Linked DNA regions of Homo sapiens: region 2 is linked to region 1. Evidence: read pairs that join two places in POLR2A ChIA-PET (ENCODE). Cell type or tissue: PC-9. All regions are shown on one strand. Each heading gives the region's core, and the rest is flanking DNA. Links, peaks and the distances in the headings are about the cores only. Region 1 holds the start of ZNRF2 (zinc and ring finger 2). Region 2 has its middle 15 kb from the start of LINC01176.

Evidence for each region. ChIA-PET counts read pairs that join two places held together with the same protein. Peaks named below come from ENCODE experiments on the same cell type or tissue, not always from the same donor. Only the 100,000 strongest peaks of a DNase experiment are listed, where the experiment ranks them.
Region 2: POLR2A ChIA-PET joins it to region 1 with 12 read pairs; 5 of 35 experiments call an interaction of 5 or more read pairs at or near these places.

The regions. Positions count from the first base shown.
Region 1 is chr7:30,283,367-30,298,848 of GRCh38, reverse strand. It overlaps ZNRF2 (zinc and ring finger 2), which reads right to left and starts at 14,252. Exons shown (of 5, transcript NM_147128.4): 1 at 13,023-14,252. The coding sequence starts at 13,491. It overlaps MIR550A1 (microRNA 550a-1), which reads right to left and starts at 9,055; the gene lies at 8,959-9,055. MIR550B1 (microRNA 550b-1) reads left to right here and starts at 8,959; the gene lies at 8,959-9,055. LOC124901607 (a long non-coding RNA gene) reads right to left here. Exons shown (of 3, transcript XR_007060274.1): 3 at 14,595-14,650. It also overlaps LOC105375218. RefSeq lists silencers at 13,007-13,136, 13,287-13,366, 13,447-13,836, 13,917-13,966, 13,977-14,406. In PC-9, for the core only: no CTCF peak of the experiment used is centred there; a DNase peak (open chromatin) is centred at 8,368; H3K4me3 peaks cover 3,096 bases; H3K27ac peaks cover 1,726 bases.
Region 2 is chr7:30,367,903-30,383,384 of GRCh38, reverse strand. It overlaps the pseudogene DKFZP586I1420. Among named protein-coding and RNA genes, the nearest start is that of LINC01176, 15 kb to the left of the region's middle. In PC-9, for the core only: no CTCF peak of the experiment used is centred there; no DNase peak of the experiment used is centred there.

The DNA.
Region 1 (15,482 bases), core at 3,628-11,627:
GATATCCCTGGAAGCAGGGGTGAAGGCAGGCCTAAAAGAGAAAGATTCATCGCCAGTCTGCGTAAGGAGCTGTGAGATCTCCTAGTTGTCCTCCCTGACTTGCAGCAGCTAAGCAACCCCAACCCTGGCACTCTACTACAAGCTTGTTATTAGGAAAGGGAAAAGTTTCTAGACTTGCAGACAACAGGAATAGCTGAAGGCAGAGGTCCTGTATTGATACTAAATATTGAGATTAAATGAAAGTATCATTTTGAGTATTAAGACTCTCAATCTTCTTCTCACTCTGCTCCTAGATCACTAGCATAAACGATTGTGTATTCCAGGCAAGAAAAGCCATTTCTGGAAAATATGACCAGCCCAAGAGAAAAGACAGTAATATCCCTAAGAAAATGGCCCAGACAGAGGACACTACATGCACAGAGAGCTTCCAATTTGCTTTTTAGTGCCCCCCACTTTAAAAGTATCAGGAGTTAGCCAAAGATCACCAAACATTTAAAGAAAATATCTAACAAAAGAATGAAGCCAAACAAACAGAAAAAGCAAGTGGGAAGAAACCGAGTCATCAGGAAAGGGAACAAAGCATACACATACATATATATACATACACATACATATATACACAAACAGATGCACATGTAAATTCGTATCAGTAATATTCTTAGAAAAAGGTATTGTACCCACAAAACAAAAATGGAATATATGAAAAAAAACTATTTTTAAAGACCTCAGAAATTTTAAAAACATTAAAAATTAAGTTAAAAATTAAAATTACAGAAACAAATAAAAATTGACAAAAGAGTTATAAGATCACGTTTTTAAAAGTCCCTATGGTGGCATGCACCTGTGGTCCCAACTACTCAAGAGGCTGAGGCAGGAGGATCACTTGAGCCCAGGAGTTCAAGGCTGCAGTAAGCTAGGATCACACGACTACACTCCAACCTAGGTGACAGAGCCTCGAGACCTTGTCTTTAAATAAATAAATAAATCCCTCAAGAGAAAAAAAGAACAAAAACCAAAGACATACAAAAATTGAAGAGAAAAAAGAAAAAGCAAAGGATTACTCTAGGTGTACAACATCTAAGTCATCAAAGAAAAAAATGGCAAAAAAAAAAAATCACAGAAAGCAGCTGACTCAAAGAGCCTACCAAATATGCTGCACAATGAATGAAAACAGTTCCCTCCCAAGACATGTAATAATGAAATTTTCATACAAAGGATCAAAAACCATAATGACATCTATGTGCTCAACAGCAACACTAGAAGCCAGAAGGCAACAAGGCAACACATTTTAAATTCTCAGGGAAAATAACTTCAACCTAGAATTCTATATCAAGTCAAAGTACTAATCAAAAATGAGGGCAGAAATAAAATATTTTCAGGAATGGAAGCCTCAAAAAAATTTTACCTTACACATATTCTTTCTCAGTAGGAACTATGAAATTGTATCGGCTAAAAACAATGGAGAACATCAAGAAAGAAGACACATAAATTCAAGGAACCAGGAAACTGAACATAAGAGAGAGGCAGGCAAATACAATCTCCAAGATGATGAAAAAAGACAGATCTCATAGGATAATCAATTCGGAACAGGGTAGGTCAGAGGGTCTCAAAAGAGACTTTAACAAGAAAATGAAATTCAGGCAATACTCATCATATGAATAATCTGAGAGGAGATTTATACAAATGAGGGAGGGTTGTAAAACTAAACAATTTTTAAACTAACAAATTTTTAAAAGACAAAAGAGAAAACACAAAATTGTACAGGAAAAGAAAAGCAGCCAAGTGTGAAAAGGACTCTGAATTATTAAAAGCTAATTAGATTCTGTACACTTCACAACTAAAATACAGAATAACTCACACTTAAAATACTACAAGTGGTTGATCTAACTTCTAAGTCTCATCTCCAGATAACAGCTAAAGAAATTATCTACTCTACCACCGACTTCTTATGACATAGGCTCAAAAGAGACAGTGCTTATGAAGTAACTTTCCTAACACATACATTACTATATGAAAGTAACTATATTAGTTCAACATTTATAAAGACACTTAAAGTGGCCAATAATAATATTAAATATTCTTAATTTTAGTTATTTTGTTTTAAAGAAACTAATGGCAATCCTCCAAAGAACTCTGCGTACGGTAAGGTGGTAGGAAGAGTGGACAAAAGGAGTTATTAAGGAACTGAGATTTCAAGGTGACCAGATATGCTGTTTTTGAAGAAGTGCTATGATAGACAGGAAATCTGGAGAATTACAAATCAAGACTTCAGGGCTCTCAGACTGAAGGGTGTTGAAGCACCAGCAAAGCAGTGAATTGCTTTAGTAAATGCCAAGTCATCCAGGTTGCCTGAGATGTAGTAAATCATGTAACTAAAATAATCTAAGTTTTTCAGCCTCTGCCCTGAAGCAGCAGCACACACTTAATGAAAACACTGACCTACCTTATCAACCATCCTTCCAACCATCTCCAACCGCCCACAAAACACGCTCACATTGATAACACTTTGTAACACATTCAAATGATTATAAAAGAGCTATAAGCACAGTATAATTTTACTTCTAAGGCAATTTTATAACTGCCTCCATTTGTACAATCTATATTATACCTATTTGGTTCAAAAATTAATTTACCTATATTTACATTATACAAATAAAAACATAACCTACCACTTCTTTCTAGAGCAATACATTTCTATATATAATTTAAACATGACAATAATTTTGATAATAATCTTACCTTAAAACATAATAATGTAGTTATCAAATACATTTTGGGAAACATTCAATATTTACAAAGTTTTTACCATGTGTTTGGCATAGTAAATGTGCTGAAAAACTCAATTCAAATGTTCAGGGGAGAATTTTGTAAATATAAGGAAGACACATTATAAAAATAATGAAAACTGGATTGTTTTTGCAAAATCTGAGCAGTTGGGAAGAGAAAGGAATACGGTATCAGAGTAAAGCACATGGTCTTTCTGAGGAGGGTGAGACTGGAAGTGCGGCATAAATCTTGGATGTTTCAATTTTTTCATTCATTGAAGAGGTTCATTCAATAGTTAAAAGTACGGAGATATGAAGTATGTGGACTACTTTAACCCTCACAATACTACAAAAGCAGGTTTTTGTTTTGTTTTGAGACAGAGTCTCATTCCATCACCCAGGCTGGAGTGCAGTGGTGCAATCCTGGCTCACTGCAACTTCAGCCTCCTGGGTTCAAGCGATCCTCCTGCTTCAGCCTCTGGAGTAGCTGGGACTACAGGCACGCACCACCACACCTGGCTAATTTTTGTATTTTTGGTAGAACCTGGGTTTCACCATGTTGCCCAGGCTGGCCTCGAACTCCCGAGCTCAAGCGATCGCCCCCGTCCGTCTCCCAGAGTTCTGGGGGTTACAGGTGCAAGCCACTGTACCTGGCCTGATTCTAGAGATGAGAAAACGGAGGTACAGAGGAACTAAGCAACTTGCTTAAGGTCAGCCCAAGAAACATGACTTGAAGACTTAAACTCTTCCCCATAATAACAGAATACAGCCTGGACATAAAGTGCATCCCATCTCTGCTTTTGTAATTTATGGACAGATGCGGAACTCAAACTGAGCTAATCTGAGTCCTTTCTGCTGGAGGTAGAGAAAGGTACTCCCTTCAGGCCTGAAAGATCGCATGTAGTTGGAAGTACAGAGAGTCTCAAGGCCCCAGCTTAAAGAAGGCCCATACTGCCTGGGGGCAGTGGCTGACACCTGCAATCACACACACACACACACACACACACACACACACACACACACACACACACACTCTCTCTCTCTCTCTCTCTCTCTCTCTCTCTCTCTCCTTCCCTCCCTCTCTCTCTCTGTCCCCCTCCCTCTCTCTCTAAATTTCAGCTCCAGGGGCATTGGGTCCTGCCTTTGTTCCTTCAATTCTCTAAGTTACCCTAGGATCCTTTTCAATAATTTGAAACAATATACAGTTTTTCCACTTAATGCTATTTTGAGTTATGCTTCTATCCTTTACAACTGAAAGGCTTAAGATTCTCTGACCATGGTGCAATACTTTTTTTTTCTGAGATGGAGTCTTGCTCTGTCACCCAGGCTGGAGTACAGTGGTGTGATCTCGGCTCACTGCAACCTTCACCTCCCAGGTTCAAGCAATTCTCCTGCCTCAGCACCCCCTAGTAAGCTGGGATTACGGGCACCTGCCACCATGCCCGGCTGATTTTTGTATTTTTAGTAGAGATGGGGTTTCACCATGTTGTCCAGGCTGGTCTCGAACTCCTGACCTCAGATGATCCACCCACCTGGGCCTCCCAAAGTGCTAGGATTACAGGCATGAGCCACAGTGCCCAGCCACGGTGCAATATTTCTAAATTAACACTAGAAGTAACGAAAGGGTACTAGTAAGGACCACCACAATAAAGCCACACTTTAAAATAACTTCCAAGTAAAAGAAAATATCGAAATGCAGTTAACATGATTATTCCCCGATAGAACTGATTTTAAAAGAAACAAAAATGTGTACTCAATGATAATGAAAATGGTAAGTATCCAAAGCTTTGGGAAGTGACTATATGTAACAAGAAGTAAACACAGCCTTAAACGCTTTTATCATTAAAAAATAATAAATAAAAAATAAAAGAAGCTAAGAGAAAGAACAAAATTAACTTTACAAAATGAGAACGAACAGAATAGAGGTAACAGTAGAAAAAATTAAAAACCAACAAAAATAGCAAAATGTGTTGTTCAAACTGAGCACTGGCTCTCTGAAACATATTACACATAATCCTGCCTGGGCAATATAGCGAGACCCTGTTCTCCACAAAAAGGAAAGAAAAAAAAGACAATAAAAATAAAAATAAATAACCCATTATGTATGCATGGCTTCATTCTTCTTTTTTTCCTCAGCTCACATATAAATAGGTAAATTAAAGAACTATTACAGACTAATCACAATTCAAGCAAAAATTAGGATATTCCACATGGTCGGAACTTATGAAATTCAAATGACTGAATACATCTATAATTTTCTGACACACTAATATTTTCGTCGCTAAAAAAAGAGCCCTGAATGAAATAATGACTCTGATAGGTGACATTACTCGAAATATATCCACCAATCTGCACTTATAAATATCAAAAACCTCACAAGTTTTTATGGGTTAAAAAATTTTACGTAGTCCCAAAGATTATACCTTGCTAGAAGCTGTTTCCATCTCTAATGAGCAATTTGGCAATAAAGATCCAATGCCTTGAACAAAAGTGTATCTTTGTTTCTGGCAATCCCATGTCGCTGATAAATTTCTAAGAACTGGCCGGGCACTCAGGCCTGTAATCCCAGCACTTTGGGAGGCTGAGGTGGGCGAATCACTTGAGGCCAAGAGCTCAAGACTAGCCTGGCCAACATGGCAAAACCCAGTCTCTACTAAAAATACAAAAATTAGTGAGGCATGGTGGTGCACACCTGTAATCCCAGCTACTTGGGAGGCTGGGGCACAAGAATCACTTGAACCTGGGAGGCAGAGGTTGCAGTGAGCCAAGATCGCACTACTGCACTGTAGCCTGGGTGACAGAGCAAGACTCCATCCCAAAAAAAAAAAAAAAAAATGTAAAAATTTGCTTACCAGGGTGTTCATGGCAACAGTATTTTATTACATCTGTACCAAACAAACAAAATGCTCAACCATAAGGAACAACGAAATAAATCCTTGACTCTTCATTTTCTCTCATACCTCCACATCTAATCCAGGTGGCTCTATCTTCAAAACACGGGATATGCAGAATCTGGCCACTGCTTAGCACCTCCAGCACTGCCACCCAGTCCAAGCCACTGTTATCTTTCATCTGGATTTTTGCCTCCTTGCTGACTCTTGCCACCTCACACAATAGCCAGAGTAATCCTTTAAAACCCAAGTCAGATTATGTCAATCCTCTGCACAAAAATACTCCCCATCCCTCTTTAAAACAAAAGCCGCAAACCACAGGTCAGTGGTTATGAGGCAGTTTATGATTCTGTCCCAACCTCATGCCACCCCACTATGCTCTCATCTTCTACAGCCCTCTGCACTCCAGCTGTAAGTAAACCTACATATCAGGTACACTCATGCCTCAGGGCCTTTATAGTTACTGCTCCCTGTGCCTGAATATGTTTTTACCCCAGAGATCCTCATGACTTGCTCCTTCACTTTCTGCTTGAATTGTCACCTTGTCAGTGAGGTCATCCTTAAAACCCGATTTAAAATAGCAACTATAGATAGGCCTCCACCCCAGAATCTCTATCAGCCTTTGCACTCCATTTTTTTTCCATTACACTCAATGCCCTAACACACTATGTATTTTACTTGTCTGTTTACTATCTCTCCCAAATAGAATAATAAGGCCCCTAAAAGCAGGGATTTTTATCTTATTTCTTCACTGCTGTACCCCCAGAATAGTGTCCGGAAAAGCGCGTCCTCATTAAATATTTGAGTGATTTTTGGAATACTGGGTAATAATTAAAAATCATGTTATAAAAAATTTTAATGTGATGTTAGAAACTGGTGGAAATGGAAACAGCATGTTATCAAAGAATATGTAACCCATGGATCAAGAAGAAATCATATGGGAAATTAAAATACATTTTTCACTGAATGTTAACAAGAACACTTCAACATCAGTGGGATTCAGGTAAAGCAATTCTTGGAGGAAAATGTGTAGCTTTAAAACTTTGTATTAGAACATCAGAAAGGTTAAAATCAAAACAATATAAAAATGAATGTTCCAAATTTTGTGTCTAAAACAAATACATATATAAAAGACATTAACAGTTATTTCTGGTGGTAAAATTACAAGCAATTTGCGATTTTTATACCTGCTTTTCCGTATGTTAGTTTTTCTCTAGTGAACAGGTATTATTTTTATAATTAAAAAAAAACCCAGGTTTTTAAAAAACTTCCTTTCCCTCTGGTTGAATTCTAACTGCTGGCCTCTTCCTCTCCCTGTCTCTTAAAATACTTGCTCCTCTGGATTCCATCCTTGTCCTTCGTCAATCTATATTCATCCCTTAGTAATCTTATCCACTTTCTGGATTCATTTATAACTTGCAAATTGATTTCTCAGTTTTTTGTAATATCCTGAATTAGAGACTCATGTTTCCAACCACTTAAAGTATACTTCTATCCAGATGAAAATCCTGTAGCCACTCAAATTTAACAGGCCTGAAAGGAACTCATTATCATTTCCTAAAACTTGTTCTTTTCATCTTTAATACTGGTTAAAGACATCACTATGTACCCAGGTCAATTCTATCAGTTCTAGCTTAGAAATCTCAATCAAATCTAACTTTTCTTCTCCCTCACCAATGCCATGTTTTCAACATAGGCATCTTCTATCAGTTATATTTTAAAAGAATCCTAACTTATTCTCCTGCTATCACACTCTCCTCCTTAAGAACTGAATCCTGATCAGGGTTGCTGCATACAGCCTGAAGTCTGCACCACTAGAGAAGGTTGCCATCCATGTAAACTACGAGTGTTAATTGTGCCCAATGGCCTAATCATGATACTCCCCCTGCTTTCAAACTTCATTAGATAAAACAAACCTACAGCACTATAAAATCTTTCAACTGGCTCCACTTTCTATTTTTCTAGCTTCAGGTTCTCATCATTCCTCTATGCACCCTACAATCCAGACATATTTAACTTTTCAGTATGCCCTATCAAAACCCACACTTTTGTGGATTTTTCTTTAGTCTGTACTGCCCTCTCTCCGTACAACTTCTAAATCCTTCAAACTACAGTTCAAACGTACCCTCCTCTGTGAAGCATTTTTTGACCAGCCTAGACAAAGATACTTCACTAAGTGTTTTGTTAACAGTTCTATTACAGAATTTGTTGCATTGTATAATGATCACATATATCCATCTCTCAAATTCAATGGAGAGTTGAGCAGTGCATAAAGAAGCTCCATATTTGTACCCTCAGTATCTATAATGTCCAGCCCCTAAAAGGGGTTAAGTTCATGTTTATTAATGCTATACTTAACCATATGCATTAGTACAACTTTTTAAAAGTAAATTAAAATGAGTTTAAAAAAGAAGTTACATGTTCAGCTGTCAATCTATCTATAATCCATGTGGCAGAAAGAACTGATGTGACTATTCTTGATTCCTACACTTCCTGGTGTTTAAACCTTTGTATAATTCCCTCCCCTTGCACGTGAACTGGACCTATGACTTGCTTCTAATGAATGAAATACAGCAAAGGCAATGGGTTGTATGTGATTACATGTACACGATTATGTAAGAACATAGCACCAGTTCACCTTTCCTTTGCTTACTTTGAAGAAGCAAGCTGCTCTGAACCTAACAGACACAAGGAAATAAATTCAGCCAATAACCCAAGGAAGTCTGTGGGCAGACCTTTCCCCAGTTGAGTCACTAGATAACAACCCTGCCCTGACCTACACTTTGACTGCAGTCTTAAAGAGGACACAGCTAAGTTGTGCCCAGCCTCTTGACCCACAGAAATTGCAAGGCAATAAACGTGTTGCTTAGAACCACTAAATTTGCAGTCATTTGTGAATAAGCAGCTTAGAAAACGAATAAAATCAGAACCTAAGGTATTTCTGAACCCTTTGTTCACAAAAAGGCCTATGTTTTGTCCAATTTCTTAACAAATAAATGTCATGTACATGCAAAATTAAAACACAGACTAACATTTCAAATAACAGTTCTTAAGAATATTCACATAAAACTTAGGAAGTAATTTGCTACATAAAGCAGTTCCTACACTCTCTTTTAACACATTTGCCAATATACCCAATTATACATAATACTACATGTAATAAGTTTAATATTAGGGCAATTCTCCTTAAAACCCAAATAATAATAAATAGTTTAAAAGTTGATATCTCATTAATGATATTTGGTAATCAGAAGAACTTAGTTACTGGTCACCAGGCAAAGCGATCAAATTGGAGGAGAGCAAGAGACTTGTTGGAGATGTGCCTGAGGGAGTAAGACACTATCTTACAACAACAGGGCTCTTACTCCCTCAGGCACTGCACCAGCCAGCAAAGCATCAAAATACCAGGTTCTTAGGTCACGCTGCTCTCAGATCAGGTGATGCCCTGTGCAACTCACCAATCCTCCCCACCTTGCAGTCAAGAATAATTCCAAAAAATTCCCAAAGCAGAAACTTCCATGACACAGGCCACACTTACACACAGCAAAACATGTAACACGAAGGTATGAAATTACAAGTGAGGAACAATAACCACCAAAATTCTTATTACTTCAGGAGTGGCAGGGGTTGTGGTTAGAAGGCTCATTTTTCTTAGAAAGAGGCAAACATTCCTCTTCGGCCACTCCCCATAAAAGCCTTCAATGGCACAAAATAACATTCAGGAATAGGAAATAGATTAATTACAATATCCCAAATTCAAACATTTTGGCACTTGATATTGGTAAGAAGTGATAACTGAGACCGATTCCATAATGGTTAATTGATGAAGATAACCTAACACCATAAAACTTCACATCTGCCTTAAAAATTAAGAGAAATCTTCCTAGAAATACAGGTCTTATTCAACATATTCAGTTTTAAGAGATAACCCACACTCCTTCAATATAAGAAAACATGTTTCACAAGTAGCAAGGCACCTGAGTTACAATCAGACTACTGAAATACTCATGAGCAAGCCACACCCAAAAAAGCTCAAGAAAATCAGGAGGCCAAAAGCAACCCAGCACCACTGGTTGTCTTAGATTAAGTCATTTTACATTTTCACTTCTGGACTCAAGGATACATTATAGAAGTCCACACGATTTCTCTGGAAATAATCTCCATGTATTGGTATATTTCTATAGCCCAATTCATCTACCCCATCCTTGCTGCATCATTAAAGGCTATTTGACCACTCATATTATGCTCTTATGAACAACAGCTACTTGACAGTGGAAAAAAAAACGTAGACGTAAATTAAAGCCAAACAAACCCTAAAATACCATCAACATTTTTAAATATTAGGAAATACCCTTAAGACCTGTTTTAAAACAAAGGTGATGGACGACACTAGCAGTAGTCAAGAAAGCGTCTGTTCACTTTAACACTCCTCAGTCTGAAAAGAATAATAAGGACAAGATTTACTTCACCTAAAAACTCCTATATAAATATAATCACATTCTGATGTCTGGCAACTCAATTCTAGGAAATTTCTACACACTGAAATATCTGGATTAGGCATTTTTCTTCCAGTTCTCTAGAGAGAATAAGAGTGTATATAGCCAAAACAGATGTCCAAATGACATCAAAACATAAAACCAACACAGAAAACTTCCTCGTTCAATGTGGCAATTCATTATGAGAGAACTACTAACAATTCCACTTGCTAGACTCTTAAGTGTTAAAAATAAAAGGGGGGGACTGTTTTTCATTTTCTATAAATTACATGAGAGCTCACAAGAGAATAATTTTGAATCTTATTAGTACCACATTTTCTTATTAGGAGACGTTAATAATATAAACAACAATTAAAACAACAGTTTTACAAAAAACAATACGAACTTTCCACTAATTCTGAAATAATCCTTTTATCAATTTTCAGATGCAGTTATTTGTATATAACCATTTATACAATTTGTAACTGAATAAACACAATAATGTTATAATAGATACTAAAAAGTTAAGTAAATGTGAACTAGTCAAGTCTTTTTTAATTATAAGATTCTTCATTTAGCTCCCTAAATCTCAAGATGATGAGAAACATGCTTCTATTGTTTTCCTAATAACCCGTCCACTAAAATATAGGTAAAAATCTCAGTAAGGCAATGCCACTAAGATGGGTTTTTACGTAAATGTATTCCATCTCCCTGCCTCAACAGAGATTTCAGGATGTGGCACTTTCATCTGATCCTGTCATATAATAAGAACAGGTAATTTCTCTGATGTCTTTCCAGCAATTCTCAACTGAGGTTCCTCATCTGAATCACCAAACACAGGAAATTATTTCAGTGACTTTTCTCAATTGTTCCAAGAATGATACATAACTAAAACCGTTCTAAATGCACTGGAGCTAAAAGTTAAAATTCATTGCACACTACGGCACAATTGTCTCCAGAAAGCCGGGTGAGAAAGGCTGCTGTAAGTTCCTCAGAAAGTGTCACTGTACTACTAGGCCCCAGTCACCCAACCCCAACAGCACTAAAAGAACTATAATGAGTGCACAAATCTAGAACTTAGATAAGAAAAAAGATAAATGCTTTATCTCCAACTTTAAGCAACTAGGTATTTTTACTTACTAGGAATAGCATGGGGCTCAACTGTCTCTTGCTCTGAATAGAATGCATTTACTTAACAAAATAAACCCACAGAACTATAATGTTTCTCAAAGGGAATTATCAGCTCTTAGAAAATGAATTTTTAGAAATCAGCATATTAAATAAATATTAACTATTAACTTGACAAGGCTTTTCCTATTCACCCTTCTTTAGCAAACTTAAATATTCATCTTCTAATAATTGCTAAATGCAAATTTTCACTTTAAAAAGATAATGATAAACATTAAAAACCAGTTTGCCCTTCATTCTCGCACTAATCACCAATTCTCAGAAACTGCCTTTTATATTCTTCAGTGCGGACTACAGCAACTTCAACTGTTAGGTTAGTTGTGATCAAATCACTTTAAGGACACCAGTAGAGTTCTTTTACTCAAAATCAAAAGCAAATGACTTTTAAAAATAGCCCAATTTTAAGAGGGATGAATATTTTTAAGAAGCAAAAATTACTTTAAAACAAGGTAGCTAATTAAAAGTCAAGCGTCGTTCCAATTGAATTTGCAAAGCGTTACTAAAAAAATGGGAAAAATGAAACATGACATTCCTGTTTTTAATTTATGCTGGCGTGTGTGCTGATAGTACAGAACATGAGAACGGATAAATTACTACGTATTCCACTTTACTAAGTCTCCAAAGTTCCTACGTTTACAAATATATAAGTAAAAGCGGCACAAAAATGTAGGGGATCGTGTTTTCGCTGCTCATCTGTGCTCAGTTGCTAATTTTTCTAATACCAGATACATAATGCGATGAAATGGGAATGCTTATCTTCTATACTTCTATTTATTTTCATAAAGGGGAGAGGGGAGGTGGTCTTGATTCATTTACTATTAGCGTTTTGCAATAAAGTAGATCAGCATAAAACATAACTGAAGAAGTAGGATTCATTTTCCCCAGGACAACGCACACTTCCTCCTGTTTCTGTAGTAAAGTACATCACTTTGCTATTAAAAATGTCCATTTTTCACAACTGACTTTTCCTTAACTCTAGTCAACACTGCTCTTCAAAAGAACCTAGCCAATTATTGTACCTTGAAGACAGATGTGCAAAATTTTTACTTCCTTAAGAAACTTTTCCATTTTTTAAATGCTTTCCAAATTAAGCAGGACTCACATTAACTGTGATCTTAAGTAGCAGTTTAGTGAGGTTTAAAAACAAACTTTTCATTAACGCATTCATCCAATTAAAATGACATAGTAACTGGGACTACTGACACAGATTTCAGGATTACAGCTTTATACTAAAAGTCGGTCCAAACATGGTAACTCAGTGTTCATTTGAGACGCTTTGACTTTTGGCCTTTAAAAACTGTTCCCCACTCGAGTCCCCAGATAGAACTACATTTAGCAACTGGTCTCCTCCTGACTTCCTGGTACTAAAAACCACAACCACAAGGGCTGTTTCGTCGGTTTGTTGTAAAACAACATTTGCTCCAGTCATCTCACTGGAAAATAGACTTTCTCTACTGGGCAGCCGCTGAGGTGAGGGTGCTCAGGATGTTTAAAAACAAAACCACGCGTCTATGCGGTAGCGGCACCGCCGGTGTTAAGCGCCGGGTTTCTTCCAGGATGGAGACCGACGCGGGCTGGTCCGGGAGGCAGCCCCCGGCGCCCCGGCAGAAGGAGAAAAGGAGAAGGGTAAAAATAGCCGGCGGCCACGGCCCACGTGCAGCCGCGGGAGGACCGAGCGCGGGTGCGCGGAGAGGGGTCCGTACCTCCAAACATGTGCGGCGAGAGGTGAGCTGGTAAGGAGCCGATCACCAGGCGCGGCCCGCCGGGGCTCCCGCCCACCGGCCGGTCCCGGCCGCCGCCGCCGTCCTCAGGGCTGCTGTGCACCGAGTCCTGCGAGCCGTACGGGCCGCTGCTGCTGTTCGGGATGCTGAAGGGGGACTGCGCCGCGCGGGCCCCCGACGCCACGCTCCCCACGGCCCCGCCGAGGGAGCGGCTGCGCGGGGCCGCCGGGGCTGCCGGGGCCGCCGCGGCCGCCGCGGCGCCGCCGGAGGCGCTGGGCTGGTGCGCGCTGGGCACCTGAGCCGGGAACCTCCCCGCGGCGGCGGCCCGAGCGCCCCCGCCGCCGCCCGCGGTCCCATTGGCGCCTCCGCTGCTACTGGAAGGTAGATCCGAGCCCGAGTACGCGCGCGTGCGGCCGTTAGCGGCGGCCGGGCCGCTCTGTTTGGCGCCCATGTCCGCCCTGCCCCGGGCCGGGCCCGCGCGCTGCGCCCCGAGAGCCGGGAGGGCGGGAGCGAGCGCGGGAGCTAGAGGGCAGGGCCCAGGCGCCGCGGCCGGCCCAGAGAGGCCCCCGCACGTCCAGGGCCGCCGCCCGGCGTCCAGAGGGGCAGTCGGCGCCCGGCGCGCTCTTCTTGGGGCGGCGGGCGAGGCCGACGGCCTGACGCGGGCGCGGGAGACGAGGAGACGCGGAGAGGAAGGGGTCCCGGCTGCAGGCACCCCTCGCTGGCTCCAGCAGGAAGGGGCGGCTCAAGTGGCCGTGCGGCTGCCGCTGGTTTCGGTTCTGGTGCGCCACGACGGGCCGCTACCGCTCTCTGCTGCCGCGCTCGGCGCCCCCGATCTCGGCACCGCCTCCTCTCGGGCGGCCGCTGCTACCGCCGCCATCCTCCGGCTCCCACGGCGGCTGGCGGCTGAGTGGGAGGCGCCCGCCCAGACTCCGCCGGGGCCACCTTCCCTCCTCCCCCAGCCACCCAGCTGTTATTAACGGAGAAAGAGGAAAAACGGGTGGCGCGCGAGGGGAGAACGAAAAATGGGAGGGAGAGGTGGCGCGCGCTTCCCGGCAACCGTCGCCTCGCTCCCCCTGCGAAGGAGGGGCCGGGCTGGCGGGAGGATCTGGGCCGCGAAGGCGGGGGGTGCGCAGATGGGGAGGAGGTTCCCCGGCCCCGCGCCGGAAGGCCGCGGAGCGGCGCGGCTGCAGGGTGCGCCCGGCCCGTGTGTTTGGGTCGCGCGCGTTGACCCCGCCCCCGCCCCCTCGTGCCGCCAGGCCGATTGGCTCCCGCCGGCCTTGCTCCGCCTCCCCCTTCCGCGACCTGCCTGCCCCTGCTCCGCCTCGCCAAGGTACTGCGGTGTGGTAGGTGCTGCCACTCGTGGACTCGGTGATGGACAGGTCTCTGGCCACGCCCTCCCAGCCAGGGCGCGCCCTTGTCTTCCTCGCGGGGCCTACGCCGATAGGAGGAACGGACACCGGGCGCCAACCAGAAGGCGGCCCCTCCTCCCGCACGTGGCCCGCCGACGCTGTAGGAGCCTGTGTCAGCTGCAGCTTTTCCTGGCAGGGGGCGTGAATGGCTGTGTCCTCTGCCCAGAGCCGTTTGGTTTCGGTGGGTGTTGGTGTTACACACTGATTAAAAAAAAAAACAGAAGCTCAAAAGCCAGCTTGATCTCAGACTTACTCATGAAACACCAACCTGGGAGGAAGCGCAGAGTTGGAAGAACTCGGGATAATCCAGGTTGACCCTCTGTGGTAGGGCAAATACTGTGGTGCCAGGAACGCTGCACCTGACTCACAAAACCTAGAATCTAGGCCCAACACCAAACTAAATTATCTGTAGTGAGCAAATTATTTTACTTTTTTGGACTTTAGGTTTATTTTTGTTTTTGTTTTTGAGACGGAGTCTCGCTCAGTCACCCAGGCTGGAGTGCAATGGTGTGATCTCGGCTCACTGCAACCTCCGCCTCCCGAGTTCGAGCGATTCTCCTGCCTCATCCTCCAGAGTAGCTGGGATTACAGGCACGTGCCACCACGCCTGGCTAATTTTTGTATTTTTAGTAGAGACGGTCTTTCACCATGTTGGCCAGGCTAGTCTTGAACTCCTGTCCTCAAGTGATCCACCTGCCTCGGCCTTCCAAAGTGCTGGGATTACAGGCGTGACGTACCGCACCAGGCCGACTTTAGGTTTCTTACCTGAACTGTTTGTGTTAAATCCTAGGGCACCTGCCTCTTTAAAATCCTATAACTTCTCTAAAATGTAATAAAATTCTCCTCAGTGCCTTCCTCAGTGTTGGTGTGGTCTCTTCACGGCAGAGCAGGGTCTGGATACCCAGGGAACAGCCTGCTCTGAGACTCCCATTATGAAAATGTCTAGTCTCTACTTGAAAATAATAATAGCAAGTGGTGTTTTATAAAACTACAGAAATACTTTGTCATCTTTTCACTATTTGCAATAAGTCAT
Region 2 (15,482 bases), core at 3,207-11,206, 85 kb before region 1:
TTTTGGGGCAAAGAGGGAAGGGGGAAATGGAGAGCGACCACTAATGAGCATAGGATTTCTTTTTAAAGTGATGTAAATGTTCTGGAATCCATGGTGATGGTGGTACAATCTTGTGAATATGCTAAAAAAACACTGAATTGTACACTTCAAAATGGTGAATTTTATGGCATATAAATATATTAAACATGTCAAAAAAAGGATAATGGCAAACTTCTTGTCTGAAGCTATACTTAAGACAAAAGAGTAGCACAACTTTAAAGTGCTGAAAGAAAACACAGCAAAAACAAAAGACAATCTAGAATTCTAGGCCTAACAAAAATTTCTTTCAAAACTGAAGGTGATTATTTCAGGATTTACTGTAATTCTACAGTAATCAAGGTAGTGTTATATTAACATAGACATATAAATTAATGGAATAGAATAGAGCTCAGCAACAGGTCTACACATAGAAGGTTATCTGATTTGCAACAAAGATGGAAAGTTTATTCAATAGGGAAAAGGTATTCATTTTACCAAATGACCTGGAACAAACCGGAGAGTGATATGGTTAAGCATGAACCTCAGCCCTTATCCTCACAATAGACAATAATTAACTCAAATTCTACCACAGATCTGAATCTAAGAGCCATAGAGAAAATCTTTTGTGACTTTGTATTAGGCAACAATTTCTTAGGACAAAAAAGGCAAGAAAACAGGAAAGAATAAACTAATACATTTGACATCAAAATTTAAAACTTTTGCTCTTTCAAAGGCACTATTAAGAAAATGGAAAGGCAAGCACAGATTGAGAATGCATTCGCAAATTACGTATCTAAGACTTGTATAAAAAACAAAGAACTCTTACAACTCATTAATAAGATATACAACTGCAACTTCAGCAAAGTCTCAGGATACAAAATCAATGTGCAAAATTCACAAGCATTCCTATACACCAATAATAGAGAGCCACATCATGAGTGAACTCCCCTTCACAATTGCTACAAAGAGAATAAAACGCCTAGGAATACAACTCACAAGGGATATGAAGGACCTCTTCAAAATAAGAGAGGGCACAAACAAATGGAAAAACATTCCATGCTCATGGATAGGAGGAATCAATATTGTGAAAATGGCCATAGAGCCCAAAGTAATTTATAGATTCAATGCTAATCTCAACAAGCTACCACTGATTTTCTTCACAGAATTGGAAAAAACTACTTTAAATTTCATACAGAACCAAAAAAGAGCCCGTATAGCCAAGACAATCCTAAGCAAAAAGAACAAAGCTGGAAGCATCACGCTACCTGACTTTAAACTATACTACAAGGCTATGGTAACCAAAACAGCATGGTACTGGTACGAAACAGATATACAGACCAATGGAACAGAATGGAGGCCTCGGAAATAATCCCACACATCTGCAACCAACTGATCTTTGACAAACCTGACAAAAACAAGCAATGGGGAAGGGATTCCCTATTTAATAAATGGTGTTGGGAAAACTGGCTAGCCATATGCAGAAAACTGAAACTGGTCCCCTTCCTTATACCTTATACAAAAATTAACTCAAGACAGATTAAAGAATTAAACATAAGACCTAAAACCATAAAACCCTAGAAGAAAACCTAGGCAATACCATTCAGGACATAGGCATGGGCAAAGACTTCATGACTAAAACACCAAAAGCAATGGCAACAAAAGCCAAAATTGACAAATGGATCTAATTAAACTAAAGGGCTTCTACATAGCAAAAGAAACTATCATCACAGTGAACAGGCACCTACAGAATGGGAGAAAATTTTTGCAATCTATCCATCTGAAAAGGGCTAATATCGAGAATCTACAAGGAACCTAAACAAATTTACAAGAAAAAAACAAGCAGCCCCATCAAAAAGTGGGCAAAGAATATGAACAGACACTTCTCAAAAGAAGACATTTATGTGGCCAGCAAACTTATGGGGAAAAAACTCATCATCGCTGGTCATTAGAGAAATGCAAATCAAAACCACAATGTTATACCATTCTCATGCCAGTTAGAATGGCGATCATTAAAAAGTCAGGAAACAACGGATGCTGGAGAGGATGTGGAGAAATAGGAACAATTTTACACTGTTGGTGGGACTGTAAATTAGTTCAACTATTGTGGAAGACAGTGTGGCGATTCCTCAAGGATCTAGAACTAGAAATACCATTTGACCCAGCAATCCCATTATTGGGTATATACCCAAAGTATTATTAAATCATTCTGCTATAAAGGCACATGCACACGTGTAGCACCATTCACAACAGCAAAGACTTGGAACCAACCCAAACGCCCATCAGTGATAGACTGGATAAAGAAAATGTGGCACATACACACCATGGAATACTATGCAGCCATAAAAAAGGATAAGTTCGTGTCCTTTGCAGGGACATGGATGAAACTGGAAACCATCATTCTCAGCAAACTAACATAGAAACAGAAAACCAAACACCACATGTTCTCATTCATAAGTGGGAGCTGAACAATGAGAACACATGGACACAGGGAGGGGAACATCACACACTGGGGCCTGTCGGGGGGTGGGGGGCTAGGGGAGACATAGCATTAGGAAAAATACCTAATGTAGATGACGGGTTGATGGGTGCAGCAAACCATCATGGCACGTGTATAACTATGTAACAAACCTGCATGTTCTCCACATGTATCCCAGAACTTAAAGCATAATTAAAAAAAAAAAAAAAAAAAAAAAAAAAAAGCATCCCAATGAGATTTCAGGAATGTCTAAGTAATGAGTTTGGCAAATTTTCTCCCAAAAAAGCAATGATAAAACTTGACAAAACTGTGAAAATACTCATTTCAGAATTCTGAGAACTCACTAATGCATGCAACAAGCTGAGAAACATTTACTCAAGAAAACCTACTGAACCTTGGTTAGAACAGTGAGAGTCTGTGGCATTATAGTCTGAGGCTGCCCCCGTCTCACTCTCCCCCAGTCCTTCAAGTTCTGTGGCACTATAGTTCTACCAGGGTGGGCAGGCTGTCAAGGTCTGCAGCCTCCCTGCTGGAGGAGGCTAAACTGATATGGAGCAGAATCTGGGAAAAATACACATGCAGGAGTGTTGTCGAAAACAATACCTAACTGGACAGCAAACAGGGAAGGCCAACATTATACCTAGATTGAGATAATGGCTGGGGCAAGCCACAGATGGGCAAAACAGCCAGGAATTTAACAGACCTAGGGAATGAGATAACAGTGAGCATGGTGTGTAAAGCTGCACACATACGACCCAGCAATTGTACTTCTAAATACTTACCCAAAACAAATGAAAACATATGTCCAAACAAAAAACTGAAGGCAAACGTTCATACAGGCATTATTCATAAAAGCCCCCAAAGTGGAGACGATACAATCCATCAACTGGCAAGTGGAGAAACAAACGTGGTATAGCTATACAATAGAATGAGTTTTTAAAAATTATTTTTGCTATTCAGCAAAAAATAAAGGAAGAATTATACATGCTAAACATGGGTGATCTTCAGAAATAATTATGTTAGGTGAAGCCAAATGCAAATGACTCTATTTTGTATCATACCATTTATATACAATATCTAGTCAATGGAGACAGAAAGCTGATTAGTGGTTGCCTAGGTCTAGAGGAGGGGAAAATTGAGGGTGATTGCTAATGAGTATAAGGTATCTTTAGGGTGATATAAATATTCCAAAACTGATTATGCTAAGGACCGTACAACTCCAAAAATATATGAAAAACCATTTAATTGTATACTTTTAGTAGGTAGATTTTTATGGTATGTAAATTAAACCTCAATAAACCTGTTAAAAATAATGGTATAAAGAACTGAACAGACCTTTCACCAAAGAAGCTACAGGAATGGCAAATGAGTATATAAAAAGATGATTAATGTCATTAGTGGTTAAGTAGATTGCAACTAAAACCACGAGATACCACTACATACCCACTATAATGGCCAAAATTAAAAAGATGGACACCAACATGTGTTGGCAATAATGTGGTAAAATTGCAACCCTCATACATTGCTGGTGGAAATGTAACATGGCACGGCTACTTTGGAAAACAGTTTGGCAGTATCTTACAAAGTTAAACAAATACTTACCACATGACTCGGCAGTTTCATCCCTAGGAATTTATTGAAGAGAAATGAAATCACATGTTCACACAAAGATTTATATTCAAACGTTCATAGTCACTTTATTCATAGGGGTAGCCCCAAACCAGAAAGAGCCCAGGTACCCACCAATAGGAGAATAACAAACCGTAGCATATTCATTTAATGGAACACTACTACTGATTCAAGCGATGTCTTGCGATGATTCAGGCAACATCATTGCATCTGTGATGTTTCTCAGACACTATGCTGAGCAAAACAAATTTACACAAATAAAGTACATACTGAATGATTTTATCTAATCCACAGTGACACAGAGCAGATCAATGAAGAGCAGATCAATGACTGCCTAGGGCTGTGGGTTGATGGGTGGGAACCCAGTATTAAGAGACTTGAATAACTTTTGAGGGGTGATGAAAATATTCTCATTTTGGTTGTGGTGATAGTCACACAGGTGCATATGTCTTGTCCAAATTAATCAGACTGTACATGCATAATGTTTTTGTTGCACGTAAATTGTAACTTAATAAAGTTGCCTTTACGGAGGTTGCAGTGAGCTAAGATCTCGCCACTGCACTCCAACCCAGGCAACAGAGCGAGACTCTGTCTCAAAAAAATATTAATTAATTAATTTAAAAAAAAAAGTTGCCTTTACAAAGCAATGAAGAGAAAGCTGATTAGGAACATAATACTGTTCTTACTGAAGAAATAGCCCTCTAAAAATGTAAACAAGTTAGGAAATCTGTGTCTGGCTGGCTCTACCTCAATCCTAGTGTTTGAAGTACTTTCACCTACTTTCTCCTTTGTTTCAGTAGCACTGACACACAGGAAGGTCTGGTACAAGGTATAAAAGTCTTACCGGATGTAGAGTCAAATAAAGGGTTTTCCAATGACCTTAATAACCTCATACCTTATAAGAACTGACACAAATACTTATTCAAGAACTAGGTTTCAAACAGCCTGTTATTTATAGATTTGTGATACTCTAAATAATTAAGCCCCATTAGGGCAGGCACTATTCATTTTCCCCATCAATGTATATGTAGTGTCTCACACAGTGTCTTTCATCTATCAAACGTTCAATACGTGCTAAATGAATGAACCAACACAACCAACCACATGTGCTAAATGAATGAATGCTAAATGAATGAATGATAGTGACTGCATTCTAGTTCAAGTAACTCCTATACACATTCTTCTTCAGGGAGATAAGACTTCTGAAGATTACCAGGTAACTGTAAGAATGAAAATCAGACTAGTTATATATTTAGGCTTCAGTAGCTTTCTAGTGATTGATATGAGTGTAGCAGAAGACTATTTTTGAACATTTTTCATTCCTAGTTTGTGTTCCTAGTTGCTTATGGCATTTTATTCAATGACTCATTGATGGTCACTGCTTCGGAAGGGAGAGAAAATGAGGACAAATCAGATATTATTTTGAATGTCAAAGTCAAGTTCTTTAAATCCAAAGGAAGAGAAGTGTCTGGAAGCCAAATGCTTTTGATTTGTCAGAGCCATTCTGGAGGTAAAAAGAGCTTTTGGGAATCTACAAATTCTTTTGTGAAAATTAAGGATCGGAGCCTGGCTGAATTAGGCATTGTCCTATAAACCAGATTTGGGGAGAATGCATAATGATGCCAGAGCAGTTTTCTCATCCAAAAAGAGTCAAGAGTTTGATCAAGCAGGAAAGAAAATTGAAAGGAATATAGCTACAGCTGAGTTACAGAGGTCTGAGACATTCTTGGCACCCTTTAACCCCTATTTTTGAGGTGTATGAGAAAACCTTTGATAGGTTGTACACTGGCTATACAACAGAATCACACTAGATTAACTCAGAATATCTGGGGTGAGGTCAAGACCTTAATATATTTAAAGAGATGCCTCTATACGTCCTTCCTACCTCCTGAGTTGACCTAATGTTAAGCCAAGTATTGAGAACCACTGGCTTACAGGGATCCCAAAGAAGACGAATGTAATGTCTATCTTCCCATGGTGTATGCCAAACTTATAGACAACCTCCCTGCCAACCCTTGCCTGCTGACTCCATTCAAGATGGCATTTGAGCACAGAATCTCTAGGCAAACTAGGGAACATCTTACTGAAGACAGTTTAGACTTGACTACTGGTGCCTCTTATGCGGGATTTTGAAGACTCAGCTTTATGAATTGAGGGTTTGGTGGACAAGTTTGACAGTTTAAGCACTGACGTGGGCAGGAAGCCAACTATTAGCTGGAAGGTCTGAAACCCATGAAAATGCCGCCATAGAACTCAACACAAGGGACAAATCTGACTACAGCTATTATTCACCAGCATCACTCACAATTCCTGATGATTATTTGGCCAAAGTGTCACAAACTGCAATTCCTAACTATATCACTGACCAGGTATTAAAAGCCCATGTGCCCTCACCAAAAACCATAATCACAATGAAAGCCAATGCTATCTATGAATGTACATGAAGATGATTCATTAGACCCTCAACCTTTTAAAGGTATTTCCAGCTCTTTCATTTAAAAATGAGGAAACTGGGACAGGCACGGTGGCCCACGCCTGTAATCCTAGCACTTTGGGAGGCCGAGGCGGGTGGATCACGAGGTCAGGAGATTGAGACCATCCTGGCTAACACAGTGAAACCCCGTCTCTACTGAAAATACAAAAAAAAAAAAAAAAAAAAAAAAAAAAAAAATTAGCCAGGCGAGGTGGCAGGCGCCTGTAGTCCCAGCTACTCGGGAGGCTGAGGCAGGAGAATGGCGTGAATCCGGGAGGCGTAGCTTGCAGTGAGCCGACATCGCGCCACTGCACTCCAGCCTGGGCGACAGAGCGAGACTCTGTCTCTAAAAAATAAATAAATAAATAAATATGAGGAAACTGCCTCAATTTTAGTAATAATTTAGGACAAGTTCTGCTCAAGTGCAGCAGTTAAATAAACTTTGAAAGAGACCCAAGAGTCTTCACAAAGTTGGAATTAGAAGGCCTTCAGAAATATTCAGGTAAGGAGAGATAGGAGTAGAAGTGTCTCCCAGAGTCATCTAGACCTGTGCTGCCAGCACAGTGGCCACTGGTCACATATGACTCTTGATAACTTAAAATGTGGCTATAGTCCTGAATAGAGATGGGCTGTAAGTGTAAAATACACACCAGATTTCAAAGAATAAATATATGCTAAAACAATAGTTTGGATATTAAATACCTTTGGCCTTTGCAACATTTGAATTCCAACAACGGATGAACTTTATATACCATTTGATGAATATCATCTATTTGGATAATATCCTTAGTATTTACAGATTTAATATTCCAAGTGTTAATGTACTACCTTGAAAGGCAGGCACACAGGCTCTGATATTAGTTATTTGATATTTTTCTGAAATATAAATTCATATTTGCTAACACTGTAGAGTCTATGTTCAGTTACCCAACTAGTTATCTTGCCATCAAATGATCAAGCCAATTAGAAAGCATTAAATCTCAAGGTGACTTTGTTGGAAAGATATTTTTTAATTACATACTCTTTAAATCTCTTAATACACATTAAATTAGAAGGTTCATAGAAAACATTACTATAAAAATAAGGCACTACATGGCAGAATTTTAAAACCCTGCTTCATAATTACAGCATCATTAAGGTACTGCAGAAAAATCATTGTTATTTTTACTCATTTTATGTGAGAAGTCAAATCTTAAACCATGTGGTAATATTTATAAAAACAGGTACTTTGGCATCTTTGAATATCTCCCTGTCGGATATTAAGTTTACAATATTTTCACAGGCCTTGCGTGGTAGGAATTCTTGGTCTAGGAAGTCTTAAGTTAACTTTAAGAGAAACTTGTGAAAACTTGGATTGGTGTTTCCATGAGTATGTTGTTATCAAATCAGGGAATCCGTGAGGAGAGTTGCCTCCTTGACCCACAAGGATATCCCAAGGTTTCTGCTGCTCTTCCAAGAAATGTAAGTGTACCAGTATTCGTTTCCTGACTTCTGCTAAACAAAAAAGATTATGATGGGGCCAGCAGCAACTCATAGCCTTCCAAGAAATCATAAATCTCTTCTGGTCCTCCTCTTACCTAGGCCAACCCAACCTATCTCAACAACAGCATCCATCAGGAGAGCAGGCTCTATCTTTCCCATATGTCTACATCTACAAGACCTTGCTTCCAACAGATTTACTTGTGTTGTGAAGATCTGAGAAGACTGGTATAACGGAGAGAGTATGGGACAAATGAACCAAAGGGAAAACCTCAAGAATGCTTCAGAGTGCATCTCAGCATTTCCTAAGTAAACCCAGGAAAGCACGGCTGCATTCCAATAAGCAGCTAGAGCTAAGCAGGGAGGTGACACGAGGAAAAGTCCAACCCAACCAACCTAGACATCGTTAAACTAGCTCAACTATCCCACTTATCACATACTTACCGACATTTGGGTAGAGACACCTCCTGCAGCCTAATAGACACTGCTATGATTTGAATGTTTGCCCCCACTGAAACTTGTGCTAAACTTGATCCCCAATGTATCAGTACGAAGAGGTAGGGCCTTTAAGTGGTGATTGGGTCATGAAGGCTATCTATGTCCCCATAAATGGATTAATCTATGCATGGATTAATGGTTATTATCAAGGGACTGGGTTAGTTACCACAAATGGGTCTGTTATAAAAGCTAGTTTGGTTCTCCCTTGTGAACTCCCTCACCAAATGATGCACTGTGCTGCCTCTGGACTCTGCAGCACTGGCAATAGAATGGACAACTAGAACTTGTCCCAGCTGGGTCAGTGCTGCTCTCTAAATCTTTAAGTTTTGTTCTTCTGTACTTGCTTTCCCTATTTTCATTGCTTTAGTTCTGCCCTTCATCATCTTGCCTGAATTAGTATAAATTTTCTAACAGGTCTCTCTGCCTCCAGTATCATACCTCTCTAATCTTAAGTATAAATGTGATTATCTTTTTCCTGTTTGAAATCCTTCAATTACAGTTTCAGACACAAATCTCTTCATGATTTATCACCTGTTTACCTCTTCAGACATAGCAACTTTTTTTTTTTGGAGACAGAGTCTCATTCTATTGCCCAGGTTAGAGTGCAGTGGCACAATCTCAGCTCACTGCAACCTCCGCCTCCTGTGCTCATGCCTCAGCCTTCCAAGTACCTGGGACTACAGGCGCACACTACCATGCCCAGCTAATTTTTCTATTTTTAGTAGAGATGGGGTTTCATCATGTTGGCCAGGCTGGTCTCAAACTCCTGGCCTCAGGTGGTGATCCACCCTGCCTCGGTCTCCCAAAGTGCTAGGATTACAGGCGTGAGCCACCGTGCCTGGCCAACTTTTTTTTTTTTTTTTTTTTTTTTTTTTTTTTTTTTGAGACAAGAGTCTCGCTCTGTTGCCAGGTTGGAGTACAGTGGCACAATCTCAGTTCACTGCAACCTCTGCCTCCTGGGTTCAAGCAATTCTCCTGCCTCGGCCTCCTGAGTAGCTGGAACTACAGGCGCGCACCACGCCCAGCTAATTTTTGTATTTTTAGTAGAGACAGGGTTTCACTGTGTCGGCCAGGATGGTCTCAATCTCTTGATCTCGTGATCCGCCCGCCTCCACCTCCCAAAGCATAGCAACTCTTTAAGAGTGTCTCGCTTTCCTCCTATGTTTGTATGTGCTAAGCTTTTTGCCTTGGGAATACTCTTCCCAAACTTTCCACTTTGTATGTTCCACATCCCCTAGAGCTATGATCTATTTGTTCTTCAATACTTAAGTTTAATCACTCTCTTGCCTAGTCTGAATAACTTTCCTTTGTACCTCTACAACACCTTGTACATATGTCTATCAGAGCTTTTATTGTTCTCTATTACATGCTTGCTTGCTTTACTCACTAAAAATTCAGTTCGTAGAGATCAGCTGTCTCATATCTACATTCTTGGTCCATACAATCTACAGAGTCAAGTAGTGCTTTATACTTGCTGATATAGTAAAGTCACTGGCTTTTAGTGAGAGTGGAAATCAGCACCCATAATGTTCTCTGTTATACCTAGGTTTCTTTAAACATTTCAGTTAAGGTCTTAGATATTACTACTACACCTCATGACTGGAGCGAATACTAAAATTATTCATAAATGGGCACAAATATGTTTACTGTTTATACTAGCCACTAACATTATTAAGTGCTTACTATGTGTCTGGTGCTTACATACATGTACTCTTCTAATTAATCCTCACACCAACCCTGATGTAGGCAGTATTATCTCCTTTTACAAACAAAGTTGGTGGGGGGGGGAGGGGTGGAGGCCTCTATCTTGCCCAGTGTCCCTAAGACTGTTTCCAGAATTCATGTTCTTACACTAGGAAACTCAATACCTTTTACATCATGAAAATTGTGCTTCAAAAGATTTTTTACTTTTTTTCAAAACACAATGAAATGTTACTAAATACAAGCTAAATGTTAAAAGTTATTGATTATACACTAGCAGATCATCCCTCCCCAAAACTTTTTTTTTTTTTTTTTTTTGCTTGTCCCACTGAGTTTTATTGTAGGGATACACACAAAGGATGTGCCCTCAATTCCATAGTTTCTTGATGGACATGTTTTTCCTCACTGTCCTTTGGCATGAGATAGGACTTTGGACTACCTCAAAGTCCTTCTGAGTGACATGGACTCGCTACTCAGGGCATACATGCCGGTTTCTGTGCACATGCCCTTCACTTCAGCCTGATGCTCCTGGCATAAGCTCAGCAATTTTTCTCAGGTTGATCCCCTGGGTCAGGTTCATTTCTGAGAATGAATCTTCAAAGTGACCAGCCAGGCCTACTCATTGCAGGTTGGGAATTCAATTTTTCTGTCAATGTGCCCTGGGCAAAGCAGTGCCGAGTCCAGGATATCAATCGTATTAGCAGCCGTGATAAACCGTGATACTCTTGGTGGCCTCAAAGCCACCCTCGAAGCATCATCTGCTGCACTTCACTGTTCCCTCCAGCATCCCCCTCCAGCTCTGAGGAGCCAAAAGAGTCAATTTCATCCATGAAGATGACAGATGAGCATTTTCTCTGCCATCACAGAAATTCCCCAATGAATTTCTGTACCAATTCAGAGCCAGAGACATGAATAAAGGTACACAGTCCCTATGATGAGCCAGAGCCCAGGCCAACAGTCTCTTCCAAGCAGCATTCCCTTGGGCTGTGCAATGCCCAGTGCTTTGAAGAGCTCGGGATGCTTAGCAGGCAGGTCGATCACTTCTTTGATCTTCTTGATCTGCCTATCCAGTCTACCAATCATTTCATAAGCTGAATCTGGTACTTTCTTCACCATCATCAGTGACACCAATGAGTCCACCTTGTTGGGTAGGATCTTGTGCAAAGTGTAGCTGTCATTTCTTAGAACCACCAAGGAACTGGGTGTCACATCACTGATGCTGATATTTTTGTCCACATCTATGACAAACTTGTCCTTGAGATGCACCTTGACCAACACTTTCTTCTTACCCATGGCCTGGACTACTTCCCTGACACAGGAGTCCTATTCCTGCAGCAGCTGTAGCTCCTCCTGTAATAGGCACACTTTAACATTTAGTTCATTCCCGTGCACCTGCCGCCTCCAGAGGTTTTGGGTCTTATCATTCAAAATCAGCTGCAAATGCACCTGGAGTTCAGAACTGTTCCTTGTGGCTTTCCCCCATCCAATTTATATTGCAGTTGACCCTGGAGTTCTTCAATCTTGGACAGATAATACTGGCAGAGTCCACTGCCTGCCTTTTCCTCCTCCAGCTCCATCTGCTGTGGTCCGTCAAGCGCCATCTTGTCTTTTCAGCAGAGAACGCTGGCATCTGCTTCCCTCCCCAAAACTTAACAGCTGTCCAATCATATTTAAATTACAATATTTACATATAGGTTTTACATCAGAAATGTCAAAGTACATCTTTTACTAACGGTTAATGTAACAAAGAAAGACTTCTTTACCCATTACTAATACAAGCATTATTACTTAATATAGAATTTTCATTAATAATCTTAAATTCAATTTTGTGGGAATGGATATACAAAAATAAAGAAGCCATAACATTAATTCATGGTATTTTTCAGCATTCAGTTATTTCTTAGTTTTATTGCAATTCATTGTCAACTTCTAGATAGAAGGGAGAATATGACAAATTTCCTTGAAAGCACTCTTCTCTTATTTTCTACTTCTAAATAGTGGGATAATTTAGCAAGATCATTTGGGAGTTTTATTTATTAAAATATGAATAATGAGTTTTTCCATTTCAGTTTAGAATATACTAATACAAGTTTTTCCTAATACGTTTTCTCTGTCTTGTGATTGATGCTTTTGATATCTTATTTAACAGGAAAATACCTAAGAGAGAAAATTAAGGTGTTACAAAAAGAGTTGTGGAAACCATGAATAAAGCAATAGAGCCACGATTTTCAATGAAACTCACATAAACAGTTATTATAAAGAAAGAAAATGTAATAGGCTAGTGTAATAAACAACAGTATCACCAGATTCCAAAATCTCTTTTGACTCTGTAAGGGTCTGCTAACTGTATTATATGCACCTAGGTACTCAAAATGCTACTAATAATCAAACCGTTTGAAATTTTGGTACCAGAATTACCAGTAACAGGATATCAGCAGAACTTAAGTTTATCAAACATAAATCATTAGTACCTACCAATTTCAATCTACTAAGTCAGAAAAGGAAGGCATGAGAATTTAGTAATAGGAGAACTTTGTCATTTCCAGTGCCAAGACTAGGGGTCCTGACAGGTACCTCACTGTACAGGTCAGAGCTAAGAAACACAATGTTGGTTCATGTACAACACTGGTTCATAGAAAACACAATTTTATCACTTAAAACTTTTCATTTATTTCTGGGATGTTTGTTTATGCCATGCTGTTCTTTGTCTCTCCATAAATGAGCAACCAAAAATCTCTCTTATTATTAGCCATTGGTCTAAAATTAATGATAGCTTAAATATCTAAAAATAAACCAAGCCCCTTCTAAGTACAGTAATGTTGCACTTTCAACCAAAACTAAGTATTAATGTATCTGGTTTCCTTCAATGCCTTTCATTTTCCACAGAGAATCAGGTGACTTTGGAGACTGTGTGTTTCACATTTAATACAGGAATTATATGATTTAAAAAGAATATTCAGTTTCCCAGTTTAAGCAAGTCATTCACAAAATATGATACTCAAAGTATTGTTTGGATAAGTTACTACCTAGAAAGATTTACCAGCTATTTTTTTAATATGAATCACTACTACAAGTATACCATGTAGCAATTTCCTCTAAAGAAAACCAAGCAATTTAATTTTAGAATGAAATGATCTGGGAAGAAAAGAAAAGTAGATAGTAAAACAGAGAATTTAGCTACTGTTATTTACAACATAGCAAAGAAAAAATCAGAAGTTACACACTTCAGAAAAAAAGGAATAGGCCAAAGACAAATGTTGGCATGCTAGAATTTTTTTTTTAAACTAAGAAAATACCTGTACAAGAACAAGGGACACTGAACAAGGGCACTTCACATTTAACCACCCATTGCCAACAGATATTGAGTTCACCTCAGGGTAAGAAAATGGTCCAAATGAACTAGAAGACTTCCAGCAAGTAACAAACTATACTCATATTTAATAAGCACCATTTACCTCTATGTAGTTTTATATAGTTCTCAGCAATGTGATTTATATGAGCGCTTCCTCTATGGAAGAATAAGATGATTTGGATATTACTATCAATGCACAGTACGGATGCCAATTAGATGGTAAATTCAATTATTCTTAAATTTTAAAACAACAAGTTTCATGCTTTGTTCAAATACAGCTTATTTTTTGAAAAATTCCCCTCTTCCACTCTCCTAACTTGGTACATAAAGTTAGGTAATATTTACATTGAATTTACAGTCTTTTTCATTTAAAACAGTATCAGTATATCTTGCTGTAAGATATTAATTTAAGTGATTGTTGTTAACTTCACTATACCCAAACTTAGCAATATGGCTGTGAGTCAAATAAACTTTGAAAAGGAACCTGCCATTTTCATTAACTCATTCTGACTGTAATCTTTGAAATACATATGGCAGATACGCTGAGGCTGGCCCGTCATTTTGGGGCTACATTTTAGTAAAGTAGCTAGTGAGTGAAAACTGAAATAATTATACAACATTTAAGAGAAATATAAGTCTTGCACTAAGAAACCAAAACCTACATATTATGTAACATAACCTTTTTAATGTTGTTTTTGCTAACACAAAAAAAGTTATACCATTATTTATATTTCAATCACAACATTGCTCTAAAACACAATCTATAATCCGTCTTGTAACCAGATCTGAAAAACACATATTCAGACTATTCTTAGTTTGTATCTCTGGCAAAAAGCCAAAGTAAAACGGAATAATTTTACTTTCTCCTAAACATTCTGGCAAGGGGGGGAAAAAAAAGCCAGATCAAAGTAAGATGAGGATTCAAAATTGGCAATAAATCCATTATGGACAAACAGTGGCACTAAAGTGAAATTTCAGAACATATTGCTTTCTATATATGCACGTGTGATCTTATTTGAACGTGAGTATTTACAAAGATTCTAGAAAGCTAAAACCAACTTGGTAACCTAGGCTTTCAATCTTTATTGTGTCCCCCATAATAATTAGTTGTCAGAAGTTTCAGCTTAGTATTTAAATATCTATTGTGATTTTATATCTTACTTATACTATTCAGTGTTTGCAAAATAGATTTACGAATATTTTAAGTGACATTATATAGAACATTACTTGTATTTTCCAGAATAACGACTTTGACTTTGAATAAAAACTGGAGCATTTGGGCTTTAAAAACATTTTTCCCCCAATTTCTAAGTTGCTCTTTTTAGGAAGTCACTGATAGAGATGGAATTTAAAGTAAAAATGCCAACTTTGTAAATTTTGTCAAAAAAGGGATTGCTATAAACAGACTTAAGTGAATACTGTTCCAGACAAATATAATCATCAAGTAGCACTTGACACTGACAAAACACTGAACTTTCTTTAAAACCATAGGAGCTTCTATTGTAGCAAATGCAGCACAGAACCTTATGACAAAGAGGGGCTAAAAAGTGAATTTAAGCCAATATAGGTTAAAAAGTAAACAAGTGAACTATTAAATTGGCGCAAAAGTAATAGCAGTTTTTGCAATGACTTTTGCATTAACCTATCAGAAAATCAACTTCCAGGAGAATACAGTTAATCCCCACAGCTGTAATAAATCTCTTCCTTTAAGAATGGAAGACAACAAAATAATTCTCATCACAAGAGTATACCAGCAATAGAAAATGAACCAATTATTCACATTCTAAGAGGTTTTACTTGAGGGGGTTGAGCAGGAGGGTATGAAAGCTTACAAAATCAAAAATGTGAAATAAAAT